Regions from separate parts of the Homo sapiens genome. Here region 2 is linked to region 1. Evidence: chromatin loops called from intact Hi-C (ENCODE). Cell type or tissue: GM12878. All regions are shown on one strand. Each heading gives the region's core, and the rest is flanking DNA. Links, peaks and the distances in the headings are about the cores only. Region 1 overlaps BFSP2 (beaded filament structural protein 2). Region 2 overlaps TOPBP1 (DNA topoisomerase II binding protein 1).

What was found. A loop is a pair of places that touch in the nucleus more often than their neighbours do. Peaks named below come from ENCODE experiments on the same cell type or tissue, not always from the same donor. Only the 100,000 strongest peaks of a DNase experiment are listed, where the experiment ranks them.
Region 2: a loop joins it to region 1, with 1.8 times the contacts of the local background. A loop is called at or near these places in 2 of 110 quality-filtered maps.

What each region holds. Positions count from the first base shown.
Region 1 is chr3:133,472,465-133,477,848 of GRCh38, forward strand. It overlaps BFSP2 (beaded filament structural protein 2), which reads left to right. Exons shown (of 7, transcript NM_003571.4): 6 at 1-101; 7 at 2,505-2,744. The coding sequence ends at 2,508. All of the region lies in intron 1 of BFSP2-AS1 (BFSP2 antisense RNA 1), which reads right to left. Among named protein-coding and RNA genes, the nearest start is that of BFSP2-AS1, 16 kb to the right of the region's middle. RefSeq lists enhancers at 757-1,416, 3,000-3,069, 4,917-5,036. In GM12878, for the core only: a CTCF peak has its summit at 2,872; DNase peaks (open chromatin) are centred at 3,257 and 5,207; H3K4me3 peaks cover 1,877 bases; H3K27ac peaks cover 3,933 bases.
Region 2 is chr3:133,618,162-133,623,545 of GRCh38, forward strand. It overlaps TOPBP1 (DNA topoisomerase II binding protein 1), which reads right to left. Exons shown (of 28, transcript NM_007027.4): 18 at 5,150-5,296; 19 at 4,930-5,032; 20 at 1,994-2,186; 21 at 52-272. Among named protein-coding and RNA genes, the nearest start is that of TOPBP1, 41 kb to the right of the region's middle. RefSeq lists an enhancer at 2,423-2,512. In GM12878, for the core only: no CTCF peak of the experiment used is centred there; a DNase peak (open chromatin) is centred at 2,120; H3K27ac peaks cover 1,204 bases.

The DNA.
Region 1 (5,384 bases), core at 277-5,276:
GAGCAGCAGCAACAGGAGCGCGCGCATCTGCTGGCCCGCAAGTGCCAGCTGCAGAAGGACGTGGCGTCCTACCACGCCCTGCTGGACAGGGAGGAGAGCGGGTAAGCCTCGCTTCCGCGTCAATTATCCAAGAGATGCATATTCATGGCTTTAAAAATAATTATTTTCCAAACACTGTAGAAGTATTTAAGAAGAAATCACCCCAGACTTCCTCTCACATAGGCACCCATTCCCACAGCCTAGCTGTGTCCTTCCTTTCCTATTCACATACAAATAATATATATAATATATTCACATACTAATACATTTTCTATATGTATGCATATTTATGTATGTATATATACACACATACATTCACATACATGTGTATACCTAGGACGTACATAATAGCTGTTAGGAATGTTTCAGTTGCTTGTAATAGAACCTAATTAATGAGGCTATAAACCAGTGCTCCTGAAACTAATGTGCACTCAAAACCCTGCGCATCTTTTTTTTTTTTTTGGATACAGGGTCTCGTCTCGGTATGTTGCCCAGGCTGGTCTCGACTCAAACCCCTGGGCTCAAGTGATCCTCTCACCTAAGCCTCCAGAATAGCTGGGGTTACAGGTGTGAGCCGTGACACCCCAGCTGGGCATCTTTTTTAAATGCAGATTCTGCTTCAGTACGTCTGGGGTGGGGTCTGAGAGTCTTCCTTTCTAACAAGCTCCCAAGTGATGACTATACTGCTGCTCCACAGACTACACTCTGAGTAGCAAAGATGTGTAAATCATTTATTTAAGAGTCCCAGAAACAGGTGATCTAGGCTGCTCAAAGATTTCATTAAGGACTCAAGCTCTTTTCATCTTTCTAACATACCATGACAACATTGGCTTTTTGTCTTTATCTTTGTCACCCCATGGTTACCATATGCCAGCCACAGATCCAAACATCACATCCTCATTCCTGGCCGGAAGTGGGAGAGAAGAGGCAGCAGCAAAAAAAAAAAAAAAAAAAAAGGCTTTTTCTTTTTTTTTATTGATCATTCTTGGGTGTTTCTCGCAGAGGGGGATTTGGCAGGGTCATAGGACAATAGTGGAGGGAAGGTCAGCAGATAAACAAGTGAACAAAGGTCTCTGGTTTTCCTAGGCAGAGGACCCTGCGGCCTTCCGCAGTGTTTGTGTCCCTGGGTACTTGAGATTAGGGAGTGGTGATGACTCTTAACGAGCATGCTGCCTTCAAGCATCTGTTTAACAAAGCACATCTTGCACCGCCCTTAATCCATTTAACCCTGAGTGGACACAGCACATGTTTCAGAGAGCACAGGGTTGGGGGTAAGGTCACAGGTCAACAGGATCCCAAGGCAGAAGAATTTTTCTTAGTACAGAACAAAATGAAAAGTCAAAAGGCTTTTTCTTGAATGATCCTCTCCTTTAATCAGTGAAGGAAAGACATTTTGAGGCTTGCAGTGGACTGTCCCTTATATCTCATTGGCCAGAACCTGCTTATACTGGCCATACCCATCTGCAAGGGAGGCTAAGAAAGCAACTCTTTAGCTTTTCCAGACTCCATAGTGGAGGCAGGCAAGGGGTTGGGACTAGGAGTTGAGTTAGTCTGCCATAATTACACACACACACTTGCACTCACTCTTTTTTTAATAGATAAGGATTCCAGAGGCATATACATCAGCCTTGGGCCTTAGCTTCCTTGCCAACTCTTTCCAGAAACCCAGGCCCTTATTTTGTATCATAGTTCTATGCCTTCTTATTTCCCTCCAAGACTCCTTGTCTGACATATGTTGAATAAGGAATAGAGACAGCTTAGTGATTGTATCATCCAACCCCTCCTGATTCAAGAGAGAACACAAAGACCCAGAATGGAAAAAGATTTGCGCATGATCACACAGGAGGCGGAGACAGCACTGGGATGGGAGCCCAGGTCTCCTGCTCTCTCCAACTGTGTAACCTCTCTTTATTCAGAAGGCGGGAGAGCCTCAAGGAAGCGACCTAACCACGCCCTGCTTTCAAATGGAAAATATGTCATCCAGCTCCTCTCCAACTGTCTTTTATTGAATTGATTTTTGTTGATTATAAAAGCCAGATGTTCCTAACAAAGTATTTTTTTTTCAGATGCCTATGAGCATCTGTATAAACACACAAAGTCAATTTAAACAAACAGCAAGAGCAGTGAGTTAGGCCGAGTTACTTCTTAAGAATCTATGTGCTACGTTCATTTAGTGAGTGCCAAGGCAGACCTGACTCTTGATTATTTTTGTTTATCCTCCAAACCCTGCCAAGACAACCTCATGATCCGTGTTTTAGAGACAGGAAACAAAGCCTCAGAGAGCTTAAGTCATGGCCCAAGGTCTCACAGCAAATAACCATGGAGTAATTATTTAAAACCCAAAACTATCTTGTTCCAAAGGCCAGATTCTTTCATGAGATGGCCCCCTTTCTCGTAATCCTATTGTGATAGAATGACCGATTTTCCTCACCCATTGCTTCTGACTCCTATGTGTTTCCTTTCAGCTGATGGAGAAACTTCCTCTTTTTCATGAAGAAAACACCCTTCCTCAACAGCTGACCCAAGAAGTTGCTTGAGGAGCTTTCTCCTGAGCTCCAGTCCCTGCTGGATTCCCTGGTTAATTCAGCTTGAGCTGAAAAGCTTCCTGGAAGTGGAGAGGATCCTTCTGCTTTAATCTGAGTAGTCTGTAGCTTGAGCAATCTCCCTTGTCCTCCTTCAAATAAATGCTTTGTGCGCAGCGTCCAGTTTGCCCACCTTGTTCAACTCACTATAGGGTCGAGATGGATATCACTTTGTCTGTCTGGCCTTTGCTCACAGAGCTATGCTTGAAGGCTTCTGGAAGGATTCCCTTGAGTGTGACGCCATCTGCCTCCCTAGGGTCACCTGCTCTTGGGTTTGTCAACATAAAAGTGCTGCGGAGGCAAAAGCAGTGCTCATGGCATGCAGGATTGACGCAGTCTGGGACAAAAAACAACACTCTTGCTCGAGAGGGGATTAGTGTGGTGCTTTATCACATGTTTCATAATTACAGGCATCGTGGAGTATTCAGACCTCTTTAATATACTCTGCATGCATATTCATGTGCAGACACACACATTTCACTTGCTATTGGCAGAGCATCTCTCAATCAGTTAAAAGGGAACTTCAATCTAAGCCCAATCTAAACCCATTCAATCTAAGTGGGGGATTAATTACACTGTGGTTGCTCACCCCACTTACAGCCTCAGAATTTTCTTCCAGGGTCCTTTCTCCAGTTCTCTCAGGGCCTAAGCCAGCCAAATATAGTTCATGCATCTGCCACCTACCCAGGCAAGACTCTCTTGCCTTCTGATTAAAATTGAAACCACCACCTGTGTCCTACCACAGGTTCTCAGTGTCTCTAAAACTGAAAGGAAAAAAAAAAAAAAAAAAAGCCCAACTTTAATTTTGTCATTCCTCCCTCAAACTTCTGTTGGTCTACCTATCACACAGAATTACAGACCAAAATATCCAAGCTGAGTCTTTGTGTTTGTGAGCTGCTAATCCAGACAGGGGGATGTATCCAACACTGGTACATTTGAAAACCCCCATACCCGAGGGTCCAAATAACCAAGGCCCACACAAAGAAAAGAACATTTATTTATCCTTAAGGATTGCTTATAAGAGAAGCAAGGTGGCCAGGCGCGGTGGCTCATGCCTGTAATCCCAGCACTTTGGGAGGCCAAGGTGGGCAGATCACAAGGTCAGGAGTTCGAGACCAGCCTGGCGAATATGGTGAAACCCCGTCTCTACTAAAAATACAGACGTTAGCCAGGCTTGGTGGCGGGCGCCTGTAGTCCCAGCTACTCAGGGGGCTGAGGCAGAAGAATCGTTTGAACCCAGGAGGCGGAGGTTGCAGTGAGCCGAGATTGTGCCACTGCACTCCAGCCTGGGCAACAGAGCAAGACTATCACACAAAAAAAATAAATAAATAAAAGGCAAGATATATGGTATCCTGGTTGGAATTGCTACAACTGGTTTTCCTTTTTGGCCTGCAAGAGCAAAGGAATTGTATTAAAGATCACATGAGCAGAACCACTATTTACAATGTGCATAGCCCCTTGACATAGGTCAGTTTGTTGTTTGAGACATGGAAATAGGCAAGACACCCTAAAACTACATTTTAGCAAAGTATCCATCTCCATAGCTGCACACTATGGGGCTGCCCATAATTGAACCGCCTGGGTACAAGAGTCTTGCCAGAAAACAAAGTGGGTGGCTGGCCTTGCTATGTTGGATGCACAAGACACTGACGTCTGTTTCTTTTCTGTCTTTCTTGTTACTATTAATTTTTGGTCCCTCAGGCAAGACCTAAATTCCTAACCTAAATGTAGCTGGAGGCTTCAAAGGTGACAGTCCCCAAAAGGTCAGCCATCAAAAGGAGGTACTTCTATGACCGAATGGCCATGCAGTTTTTAGAACCTGGAAGTCGTTTCAGCCACTGGAAAGACGGGAGAATGTATCTGCGCATCCTCCTGAGTTTCCACCAGACAGCATGCTGTGCAGGGCTGCACACACTTGGTCTCCTCCGCACCATCATCTCAAAGAGCAGCTGCCGTAAATCATTCAGTTAATCACCCTTTGGCAGGGAGAGCCGTGGCAGACTGGTGCTTCCAGTTCCCAGCACAGGCTCTTGCTGTTTCTAATGAGGCTTCATTAACAGGTATGAGAAGGCACTGCTGGCCCCCCAACTCTGCCAGGGCCTCGTTTAAATCAGGCTTCCTCTCACAACATCCCAGTACAATTACGCTTTGGCAGTGGTTCACTGACAGGTGGCAGGGGAGGCTGCTGCTTGTATTGGTGTCAAGGACAGAGCATTTGTTCTGGAGCAGACCAGAGCAGGGCTCCCAATGGACACCTCCTGAAACACAACCGAGCTCTATTTCCACACCAGGCAACTCCACTGGCCTCTGGCCTAGCTTCTGAAGGGCTGTGTGAACTCCCAATGGGATTGCTAGAGCATCCATGGCTTTCAGATTCAACATTCTTTTATATCAAGATCCTTAAATCTTACCTTCATGATCATCTGTAACACTTCTTAGCATGTACTGGTGCCCAGACATTTTGATGCACTTTGGGGATACCAATAAAAAGAAGGCCCAGTTTCTGCCCTCATGGGTTTACAGCCTTGGTGAGTGCAGGTGTGCTCACTGAAGGATCAACAATGCAAAGGATAAGAAAAGCAAAGCAGACAGAGCAGCACATTACAGTTTTCACAACCCCTTCATAGATTCATTTTGTCATCAAAGGTATAAAAATAGACATCTGAGTCTGACCTCACTTGGTTTTCAGCAAGTTGATTTAGCAAGAACCATCAAGCACCATGCCTGTCTCTGATTGTCTCCACACACCCCATAGATATTATT
Region 2 (5,384 bases), core at 243-5,242, 150 kb after region 1:
AGGTCAACATGTACTTAATACAAACAAATGCAAAGATTTCTTTCTTGTTACCCTGTTTAGCAATTTCTGAATCATGTAAAGGCTTTTGAAAAGGAGAATCCTCCAAGTTTTGAATGTCAACCTGAAGCTCAGAGTATTGTGTGGGACAACTAGGCCACTGCAAATTGCTGGCAAGCCTTGCTCTCTCCTCCCTTGCTGTAGGGTCATCCCAAATGATCTGTTCATTTTGGGAAGGCTCTGTGTTGACATCAGGTACTGTCTGACGAGACTGCCTAAGGAATAGAAGTGACAGTTTAAATAAACAGCAATAACAAATCCAAACTCATTAAATCCATAAGTTAGACCATAAAAGTTGTGGCTCACCTTTATATGCCCACCATCTAGCACACAGTATGCATTAAAAATATTAAATAAATGAACCTAGGGACATTTTTTTTTTTTAAAAAGGTTTAAGGTTTCTTCCAGAAAAGTTATCTGTTTTAGCTAGGAACACATATTTTGACTACATGTCTACAGAACTAAAACTTCAAAGGAGAAATTCAACAGTGTCAAGAAATTTTTTAAAAATACTAAAGTAATTGGTACATTTAAAAATGTGATTTTCCTTAATTATACAGGTTAGGGAAACAGGGTAATGTTTCAAACACTATGGTTACTTTACTTAACAGTAGTTATATTTTTTAATTACTTGAAATTATAAGCACTATGATTACATGGGAGGCTTGCTGTAAAGGCTGCCTTATCAGAAGGGCCTTTTGGCTATTGGTAACCACTTTCCAGAGTCTACGGTGGAACAGCAATATGCTGAATTACAGGGAAGTGCATTTTATGGTGCGATTGTAATGATTCCACGTGACAGTAAATAGAAGTCCTATAATTTTCTTTATATTCACTCATTCATTCATTCTTAGTAAAAATAATTTACCATAAAACTTACACTGTGGAGAAGCAAAAAAAAAAAAAACAAAAAACAAAAAACAAAACAAAACACCAAAACCCATAAAACAATTTACCAAAGGAACCCCCAAATAGTTCCTTTGCTTCAAAAATAAAGAATATAGCCTTTTATTCTCACACTATATTTATTTACTCTGATTTGGTACAGGATTTAGGTTCTCTATAATGATAAAACATGATCTGAAGCATATTAAAAAGCTACTTTACTCAGTACTGAGATAATGAACTGCCTCATGTAATACAGTTAGCGTAAGATAAATGCTAGTTTATCTTATACTTAATTCAATTAGTCAACTGAAAATACAAGTCCCATAATTCTTATCACACAATTATAGATTTTTTTCTTCTATCACGAAAAAGATGAAGTTATGCAACTGAGCTTAAGTCACATCACACTAGAAACTGTAATCACCTTTTCTAGAAGATAAATTTTACAAGGAGAATACAAAATGCATGCAAAATCCCAACAAAAATAACTTTAAGATTTTACATATTGCATTAGAAAAAGACTCTGAAAAAATATATATGTACTTATTGTTTAATACAAATACTATTGAATACTAATACTAAAGAGCAGAGAGAACTGCCTACTGAATCCATTTCAAATGAGGCAAATTAGATCTTAAAATCATTTCTTTCTCAACGGAGGTAATAAAAAGTATCAATCATGCCTCACTGTGAAGCAGGTGCTGCTGTAAGACAAATCTCCATGTCTGCTCCACCTCCGAGTAAGAAATCTAGAACTGCTGGGAGCAAGAAATGGAAGGACAAGCTAGAACGAAAAATCTAGTCAGCAGAGAGCCAAAAGCAATAGATAATACTGGAATATAATATTTACTGTTTGGGCTAAATAAGGCCTAGGCATATAACCCCTTCACTAGTCTTGATATTTAAATTTCAGCTTTTACTGCATATTGGGGAAAAAAAGAAAAAAAAGCTAAATTAGGCCAAGCTCATGGAATTGAGTCAGCAGCAGGTACGTAAATCCTTTCTCTCAAGTCATCTAGTCTTTCTGCCATCAGTGACAGGTACACACCTCAGTGCCTCTAGGACTCTACTTCGTCCACTGCGAGCAGAGCGAGTGCTGTCAGGGGTTGAAGATGCGCTGTTACAACCACTTCTTGAAAGGGAAGTCCTCTGCCCTTGGGGTTTCACTATTGATGTTGCAGACATTATCTCCTGTAACTGCTTCTGAAAGTTCTCTCTCATCTCTAAGGTCTGTGTCAGAACTTGAAACAAACACAAATACACCATTCAAGGTAAGTTCCTCTTTTTTACCATATCTTACATTAACTATTTTGTTTAGACCTGGTTGAACACAAACTTATTGACTTGACATTTACTGAATATTAACTACAGGCTATAGTAATGTACTAAAACTATGAATACTGCAGAACATAAAAAGCAGCCCTTACCACAAGCACTGTATATGAAATAACTAGGAAGCCCTTCAAATACTTTTTTTTTTTTTTTTTTGGTGATAGTCTAGCACTGTCGCCCAGGCTGGACAGTGGTGCGACCTCGGCTCACTGCAACCTCCACCTCCCAGGTTCAAGCAATTCTCCCTGCCTCAGCCTCTCAAGTAGCTGGGATTACAGGTGCCCATCACCATGCCGGGCTAATTTTTGTATTTTTTAGTAGAGACGCGGTTTCGCCACGTTGGCTAGGCTGGTCTTGAACTCCTGACCTCAGGTGATCTGCCCACCTCAGCCTCCCAAAGTGCTAGGATTACAGGCATGAGCCACCGTGCCTGGCCCCCTTCAAAGACATTTCATCAAGACCTGTAGTGATTATCCCTCTGTAAAGCTCCCTGCCTGCTTCTGACTCTCATGGTATGTACTACACTCTGAGATGTCTTATAGTCATTTGTGTATGTGTCTGATTTTTCCCAAAGATTCTTTTAATTTTTTAGAGACAGAGTCTTGCTCTGTGGCCCAGGCTGGACTGCAGTGGTATGGTCATAGCTCATTATAACCTCTAACTCCTGGGCTCAAGTGATCCTCCAGCCTCAGCAACCTGAGTAGCTGGCACTACAGGTGTACATTACCACGCCCAGCTAATTTTTTAAATTTTTTGTAGAGACAAGGTCTCACTATGTTGCCCAGGCTGATCTGGAACCCCTAGCATCAAGCAATCCTCTTGCCTTTGCCTCCCAAAGCTCTGAGATTACAGGTGTGAGCCACCGTGCCCAGACTCCCCAAAGGCTCTTGAAAACACAGACCACAACATACATCCAGCCCTCCACATCCACCGGTTCTGCATGCATGGATTCAACCAAGTATGGATCAGAAATATTTTAAAGACATAAAAATGAAAAATATCACAATTAAAAGTACCAGTAAAAAAAATAAAATATAACTATTTACAAAACATTTACAGTGCATTAGGTATTATAAGTAATCCAGAGATGATTTAAAGTATACAGGAGGATGTGCATTGGTTAAATTCAAATCCTATGTCATTTTATACATAAGGAACTTAAGCATCTGTGGATTTTGGTACCTGAGGTAAGTCCTCGGAACCACTGCCACATGGATACCAAGGGACAAGACAACTGTATTTACCTTTGGTTTTCTTTAAAGCCTAAACTCTGGAGTAAGTATTAAATAAATGCATTTGGAATGAACAGAGTGAGACTAACCAAATAGGTAAGTCATAGGGAAAGCTTTGGTAGGTTAGAATGAGTAAGGAAAACAGAACATATTAAATCTATTAAAAGACATCCATGTATAAGGTTATTCACTGCAGTACTATTTATAAAAGCAAGAAAGTAGAAATAACCTAAATGCCTATTAAGAATGGATGCCTAAACAAAGTGGGACCATTCATAATGAATACAATACAGTTGCCCAAAAAGAAAGAAAAGGGAAGAAAGAAGGAAAGGGAAAGGAAGGGAAGAGGGAAAGGAGAGGAAGGGGGACAGGAAGGAAAGGGAGGGAAGGAAGGAAGAAAAGCAAGAAAGAAAAAGACTAAAGAAGCTCCTAGTTATCTACTGATATAAAACACTACCCAAGGTAACAAAAAGATCAGCGTATGAAATAGCATGTATAGTAGTCCACCATTTATGTTTTTTTTTTTTTTTTTTTTTGAGACAAGAGTTTTGCTCTTCTTGCCCAGGCTGGAGTGCAATGGCATGATCTCGGCTCACCGCAACCTCCGCCTCCCGAGTTCAAGCGATTCTCCTGCCTCAGCCTCCCGAGTAGCTGGAATTACAGGCATGCAACCACCATGCCCGGCTAATTTTTTGTATTTTTAGTAGAGACGGAGTTTCTCTATGTTGGCCAGGCTGATCTCAAACTCCTGACCTTGGGTGATCTGCCTGCCTCAGCCTCCCAAAGTGCTGGGATTACAGACACGAGCCACCATGCCCAGCCTATGTGTTTGTTTGTTTTTTTTTAATGGGGGAAAAACATATTTACGGCTATATATGCATAAAGCAGCTCTAGAAGGATACATAAGGAACTAATAACACTGGGGGGCTGGAGAATAAGGGTGGAAGAAACTCTTCATATGTCTTTTTGTATCTTTAAAACCATGTGGATATGTTAAAATATATTGTACATATAAGAAAACTTTTTGAAAATCACTCAAAAGAACTGGACCAAAGACTAGATTTTTAAAAAATCACCAACTTCACCTACCTTTAATGGAATAGGGCTGTATCACACTAACTCCATAAAAACCTAGTTTCATAAATTTCATAAGCTTTACACTTAAACTACATAAAACTTTGCAAATTATCACTTAATGATCAGCATGGGACCACAAATCAATCCTCTAATATATGCTTTGCTTGTATTTAGTAATTTAAACATATTTTACAGCTGGGTGCAGTGGCTCACAAGGCAGGAGGATCCTTTCAGCCCAGGAGTTTCAGACCAGTGTGGGCAAGATGACAAGACCCCATCTCCACAAAAAATTGAGACCTTGTCTCAAAAAAAATTTTTTTAATTAAAAAATAAAATATTTTACCTCCTTTAGAGTCATTCTTTCCACTTCCATTTGATGGTGCTGACTCTTTATTATTGGTGGCCATATTGTCTACATCATTTTCTTCTAAAATCAAAGGATCTGGCTATTGAAAAAGAAAAATTATAAATTCTCAAACCAAGCCACTGTATAAGGTTTCATAGCAATATATGATTATACCTTTAGCTTAAGAGGGGGTAAATGTATCATCCATATCTCCTACCTCATCATCCTTTGTTGAAGACACAGCTGAGAGTAGTCGACTATTACAGAGCCGGCCATCTTGCACTGCGCTGATATCCAAGCTCATTTTGGGATTATAAGTATGTGGATAAAGAGATTCAGGAAGATGTTTACACTCTTGGGCACACTGCAATACAATGGTGTGCTTTAAGACAGGACTGACAAAATCTTAATGAATAGATGATGTTAAGTAGGATAAGGACAAGCAATACATT